Linked DNA regions of Homo sapiens: region 1 is linked to region 2. The links are chromatin contacts, found by Hi-C or POLR2A ChIA-PET in ENCODE. All regions are on one chromosome and are shown on one strand. The core of a region is the stretch at or near the end of the contact, and the rest is flanking DNA. Distances in the headings are between cores, read along the strand shown.

Region 1 (3,417 bases), core at 263-2,762, 37 kb before region 2:
GGGGGACAGAGAGTTGAGGGAATTAAGGTCTGATGCAAGGAAAATAGCAGAAACTATTGAAGTAATGCAGGCAACATGCCACAGGAGTGTGGAACGTCAGTGGATGAGAAAAAAGAAGTAAATGAAAAATATCCAGAAGGCAACATTTGATCATGTGGAGAAGGGAAAGTCCCTGGAGCCAGACAGGCCTGACTCCAGCTCGCAGCCCTGCCACTTGCCAGCTGAGAGGTCTGCAGATTGCTTAACATCACGGAGCCTCAGTTACTTCATCTATAAAATGGCCCTAATTGTATAGGAGTGTTGTAAGGATTGAGAAAGAATGAGGGTAAAGAGATTAGCCTGGCACATGGCAGGCAGTCAGTGTTAGCCCTGTTGAAGAAAATGGTAATTCATGCCATAGGTTGAGGACCAAGTTTGATTTTTTTTTTTTTTTTTTTTTTTTTTTTAGACAGAGTCTTACTCTGTCACCCAGGCTGGAGTGCAGTGGTGCTATCATAGCTCATTGAAGCCTCAAACTCCTGAGGGAAGTCCTCTCTCCTCAGTCTGCCAAGCAGTTAGGACTAAAGGCCCAGCTAATTTAAACTTTTTTTTTTTTTTTGAGACAGGGTCTTACTTTGTTGCCCAGGCTGGTCTCAAACTCCTGGCCTCAGGTGATCCTCCCACTTCGGCCTCCCAAAGTGCTGGGATTACAGGTGTAAGCCACCACACCTGGCTTGAAAATGAAACCTGATTATCTTGCCAATCAAAACCTGATTATCTTGCCAGAAATGAGATGAGATGCTGTGGGTGCTTAGCAATGGATGACAGGCTTGTACCTATACCTCAGGGCAACTGCATCCACACAACGTGACTTTGGAGAGCTGTATGCGCCATGACTTTATGCAGGGGGCCTCCAATGCAGGTTAATCCAGGCTGTGTGGAATGGTGGACCCACAGCTGTGTTGCCTCGAAACCCCAGATGCCAGGAAATGATGGTTTCCAGGTCAGGCTTCTTATGGCTGAAATCCCTTTAACTGCACTTTTTTCTTTTGCAAAGTCACCAGTAATTCAAAGAGCCCCCAAATACTGAGCCACTCTCCATACCTTTATGCCAAATCCACAGTCAAATACTGGGAGTTCAGATCGGAGGAGCACACACTTGGGCAAACTGACCTAAGAGGCCTCGCCACCCACTCCCAGGGTGCACCTGTGACCACCCTTCCTTCTCCCACTTCCAGCAGGCTCCTGAAGTCTATTCAGGCTGGGAGCTGATGCTGAACTCAGCAGGGCCCCAGTTGACTAGATCATTTCCCATGTGAAGTTCTGGGGAGAGAAGATCAGGTCTCCATGGAGCAGGGCCCGGCGGCACTTTCGCTGTGCGAAGCCACCAGCAGGCCCCACTCCGCTGGAAATTCATCAGTGCATGGAAAGGCAAAGGGCACAGTTGTTTCCGTTCACCAGGTATTCGCCACGTCACTTGTTTCCTATTTCAGTGCATTAAAAAAATTTCCCCTCCGGTGAGAGTGCTGAGGCGCCTTTGTTGTGAAATATGGTTAACACGAGTGCTTTTTTTTAATGACATCACCAAATTAGGTCTCTGTGTGTGTCAGAAAAATTAACCCCGGCAAGTGTACAGTTCTCCTGGGATCACAAGGAAGTGCAAAATAGGGCTGGAGGGCGGGGGACTGGCCAGGGAGCATGAGGAGGAACAGCGATCAAAGGAGAGGGGAAAGAAAACAAAAATCGTGGGCAGACCAAGACTGACATGCGGACAGGTGCCTGGCAAGCAGAATACTCAGGAAAGAAACTTGACCTACTTCACTTGACTGGATGTGGATTATCTACACGTGCATGCTTTTTCAAGCTCAAATGAATAATTATCTGACAAATACAGATCTGTTCCTCTCAATTTGGTTCATAACATCTTATTTTAAATATTCAAATATTTCACCCACATCGCCAGAGCCTCTGTATAGGCCGCATGTTTTCATGTGCTCTAAATCTGCAGATGGTTGGGATGGCTGGGGCGAAAGGTCTGAGCTTTGACCCACATTGTGTTTAAAGAAATGTTTAGGGCCGGGGGCAGTGGCTCACGCCTGTAATCCCAGCACTTTGGGAGGCTGAGGTGGGCAGATCACGAGATCAGGAGATCGAGACCATCCTGGCTAACACGGTGAAACCCGTCTCTACTAAAAAAAAAAATACAAAAAGTTAGCCGGGAGTGGTGGCACATGCCTGTAGTCCCAGCTACTCATGAGGCTGAGGCAGGAGAATTGCCTGAACCCGGGAGGCGGAGGTTGCCGTAAGCCAAGATTGTGCCACTGCACTCCAGCCTGGGTGAGAGAGCGAGACTCCATCTCAAAAAAAAAAAAAGAAAGAAATGTTTAGAATGAATGGACATTTAATAGAATGTCGGCTTACTGGCGTTTTAAATCATTGGCAGTAACACTGGGCCCGCATTCCTATGTGGCCCTCATGGGCTGTCCCTTTGGACCCAGCACAACTTCTACCATTTTCTACGGTCCCACCACTCCCAAGCACTCACTTCAACCATTGACTTTCCCCTCAGGCGTTTGAGGGTGGTCTCTGGGCTAGGCAGTGAAGCAGGCTCTGATGGGTATAGCCGGAGAGACAACGTTTGCTCCATACCTGGGAGTTATATATCCCTCAAATATATGGAAATAGCCAGACATGTTTCCAAATAAATTCAAAGAGAAGCAGAAGCCATTTAAAAACAGAGCAGAGAGTTCTAGTTCCCATGCATTACGGTTTGAGACCCAATTTCTCTATTGTATTCTCTCCCTAAATAGCAAACTAACCACCAGCAAGACTTGAAACACCACCACTTCAGAGCCGCCCAGGCTTTCCTTTGGGCTGTATCATTTATAGACGCCCACCCCCGCTTGATGGAGAGAAAGCTCTGACTTATTCACAAGGCTGTGGGAGGTGTCTGCGGGGTGGAAAGGCCAGAGAGCAGAGTCCCACTCCAGAGCGGGAACCCATCATCAGGGCACGAAATCCAAGACTCATGCCACTTAATTGATTTTTGGAAAACACTGAGTATTGCTTTTTTTTTTTTGAGACAGGATCTCATACGCAGGCTGGATTGCTATGGTGCAATCCCCACTCACTGCAGCCTCAACCCCCTGGGCTCAAGCTATCCTCTCACCTCAGCCTCCTAAGTAGCTGAGACTACAGGCACATGCCACCCAGCTAATCTGTGTATTTTTTTGTAGAGACAAATACACAAATATTTCTTTAAACACAATGTGGGTCAAAGCTCTGACCTCTCGCCCCAGCCATCCCAACCATCTGCAGATTTAGAGCACATGAAAACATGCGGCCTTTACAGAGCCTCTGGCGATGTGGGCGAAATATTTGAACATGGGGATCTCCCCATGTTGCCCATGCTGGTCTCAAACTCCTGGCCTCAAGTGA
Region 2 (2,921 bases), core at 314-2,813:
CCCACACACTGCTGTAGACGTGCTCCACCTTCCTCCCTCATAGACCACGTCCCTCCAGCCCACAGCCTGCAATCAGCCCAGAGCCTGGCTCCCAATAACACCCACAATACCTGTTGCATTGACTCTTCCAGCTCTTCCGGCCTCTTCTTGAAGCCTCTTCATCCTCTCCTGACATCCATACTCACCTGTGCCCTCCGTTGGCTGGTGGTGCCATCTGATCTAGAGACCCACTGGAACAGGGGGCTGTGTGCCCCCCAGGTCAGTACTGAGAGCCTCTGCTGCCCCTTTGTAAATGCACCTTAGCCGAAAACAGAGATTCTGACTGAGGAATTCCAGACATCTCTGGAGAGACCTCATATGTGGAACCTTCTCAGTGTATTTCATCAACCGTGTCCTTTCCAGCCTAAATGGTCTCCCTGACTCAGGCATTCCCAAACTGAGAAGCTTCAGGGGATTTGGAAATAGCCTAGAACCCGAAGCCAAGAAGACCAACATTGGAATCCTAAATCTGTCTTTTCCTGAGTATTTTACCCAGGCAAATTTCATTCAGTATCCTCATCCATTAAGGAAGTAGCTTTATCTGCACTACAGAATTTTGAGGAAGAATAAATGAGCTGCTGTCACACATAGTTTAGAGAACTAAGAATGAGGTAGCTTAAATAGAAATAACTAACACAGAATTTCTCGCACTTAGCAGGTGTGTGATGCAAGTGCTGGCTGCTAACTGGTTTTTTGTTTTGGTTGGGGGAAGGAAGATCCAGGCCAGTGAAGATGGTCTTCACAGCCAAGATGATTGATAAGGTTAGAATTACTAAGTTTCTGATCTCAGTCCATCTCTGAGGGGTGACTTGGGAACTCTCCCACAACCTCCCTATTTGCTTCAAATTGTTCTGGCAAACTGCTTAATGGCAAAGTGTGGAGAAGGGCTTTCTACTGGAGAGCAGATATAAACACCTGCAAAAGGAGGGGCCATGAAGAAGGCTCACTCTGCAGCCTTACAGAGGCCCAAATGATAGCAGAGAAGCTTGCAGCCACACGTAAGAACTGAGAGGTTCACTGAGCATCACAATAAAAAACCAGCTCCGCAAAGTTCGTAGCCACAGATGTAGGGCTTTGGCAGGAAATGGTTGGGGTTGTGTCATCTTCTTTTACTTTCTGAAATATTCTAGAAAAATGGCTTCTGTTTTATCCTTGCAGTAGATAACTGTGGTCCTATAAACTTCATAGGATCAGCTCATAGTGTACAAGGTAGGAACCATCATTAATGTTTGTGACACTCTTTCTTGACAGAGAAACTTTAGAATACTAATAATAATAATGGTCCACAGTTACCCAGAACTCGCTATGCGCCTGTCACTCTTCTGAGCACTTGATATACAATAAGTCACCCACTTCCTTTCTGACACAGATGTCCTAGTCACATGTGAGGTAAGAGTCTTTCAAACTGGGCGTCACAAATGGATTTTCTCCTTGCAGAATGGCTTCCTCCAAGTTAGAAAAAATTCTTTCTCTTACTAATGTGGGAAGTTCCACCCCCTCTAATATCAGATGACCACAAGAAGCCCTGGCATCTCCACTCACGCTGGCCTGAGCATGGCTATGCCCTTTGAACTGTCCCTCCCGTTGTAGTCTCTGGGATATCATGCAATCCTGTGACTGCTGTTTTTGATTCATTCAGATGGGTTCGTTTACAATGTCAGCACAGGCCAACCAGCATAGACAACGCTTCTTTTCATAAAAAGGAACTTCAGATACTGTGTTTTTAAGAGAATTAAATGAGATAATTCAGGTAAACCTCTGAGCATGGCGCCTGCCCCCAGGGAAGGGTTTGGATGGTTTGAGAACTACTAGAGTGGTCGCCTGCGAGGGCTGCCATTACAAGGGACCACAGACTGGGTGGGTTAAATGGCAGAAATGTACATCTCCTGGTTCTGGAGGCTGGAAGTCCAAGATCAAGGTGTCAGCAGGGTTGGTTCCTTCTGAGGCTGTGAGAGAAGAGTTTGTTCCAGGACTCTCTCCTCAGCTGGTAGATGGCTGATTTCTCCCTGCGTCTTCACATCCTCTTCCCTCTATACATATTTGTGCTCAAATTTCTAGTTTTTGTGAGTATATCAGTCATCCTGGATTGCCCACCCTAAAGACCTCACTTTAACCAAATTCCTTCTGTAGCGATCCTATCTCCAAGTAAGGCCACAATCTGAGGTACTGGGGACTCCAACACATAAATAAGGTTGGGGGCAGGTGGGCACGCAAATCAACCCACTGCCAAGGGGCTGGTATCACTGCACTGCAGTCAGAGAGTTCGCCGTAGGGACAGGGGGCTAGGGGACCGGCCAAGCAGATAGATAAGACAAACTGAGCCTGAAATCTGGCTGGAGACCAAGTCCTCAAGGGCTCTAAGTGCTGATGAGGACAACGGGGGTGCAAAGAGGATAAGCCCCTCACCCAGTGCTGTCTGAAGTCTACCAGGGAGGTTGGGTGAGGACGTCCTAAGACTTGAAGCAACAAAGAAGTCTCAGGGCTGAGCCAGAATCAGGCTGACCCAGCCATGGAGGGGAGGGGCTGCCATGGAGGCCAAGGAAGTGCTCCAGCTCCCTCTGAGTCGGTCAAGTCCCTTCAGGGGCATTAACTCATTGGTGCTCCAGCTTCCTCGTGCAGTACCATGCAGACATTACCAGAGTACCAACCCTTCAGGAATCCTCGAGAGAGGTGGCATGAGGGCAGTCAAGCTGGATCCTGCCCTCTGGGGGTTGTGATCTGGTAGAAGGCAAACGTGTGTGTGAAAAAATAAAACATAGTGTCAGAACTGATGGGTCTCAAGAGAAAATAAGATAGAATAATAGGAGGGTTCAGGAAAAGGCAGTGTATTCATTTCCAGGGGCGCTGTAACATATTACCACAAACAGCTCTGAGGCTAGAAG

Evidence for each region. Hi-C counts contacts between places; a loop is a spot of excess contacts on that map. ChIA-PET counts read pairs that join two places held with the same protein, here RNA polymerase II (POLR2A). Pooled maps may share reads with other maps.
Region 1: a map of CD8-positive, alpha-beta T cell shows a loop between it and region 2 (6-fold over the local background). The contact joins two enhancer-like sites. A Hi-C loop is called at or near these places in 11 of 168 maps with a recorded cell type or tissue (B cell, CD14-positive monocyte, CD4-positive, alpha-beta T cell and 5 more), 6 of 37 single-sample maps with no recorded cell type and 16 of 50 pooled maps. POLR2A ChIA-PET finds 5 or more read pairs at or near these places in 26 of 52 experiments (B cell, CD4-positive, alpha-beta T cell, CD4-positive, alpha-beta memory T cell and 18 more).

Annotation. Positions count from the first base shown.
Region 1 is chr6:159,096,931-159,100,347 of GRCh38, reverse strand. The region is part of intron 2 of LOC112267968; the gene reads left to right. Among named protein-coding and RNA genes, the nearest start is that of TAGAP, 54 kb to the right of the region's middle. Within about 2 kb of position 1,512, at least 7 of the 41 ENCODE cell types and tissues checked have a DNase peak (open chromatin) inside an H3K27ac peak, as active enhancers do; they include B cell, CD14-positive monocyte, CD4-positive, alpha-beta T cell and 3 more, where a contact is called at or near this core.
Region 2 is chr6:159,060,918-159,063,838 of GRCh38, reverse strand. It overlaps LOC112267968, which reads left to right. Exons shown (of 5, transcript XM_047419645.1): 5 at 132-1,961. The coding sequence ends at 303. Among named protein-coding and RNA genes, the nearest start is that of TAGAP, 17 kb to the right of the region's middle. Within about 2 kb of position 1,563, at least 7 of the 41 ENCODE cell types and tissues checked have a DNase peak (open chromatin) inside an H3K27ac peak, as active enhancers do; they include B cell, CD14-positive monocyte, CD4-positive, alpha-beta T cell and 3 more, where a contact is called at or near this core.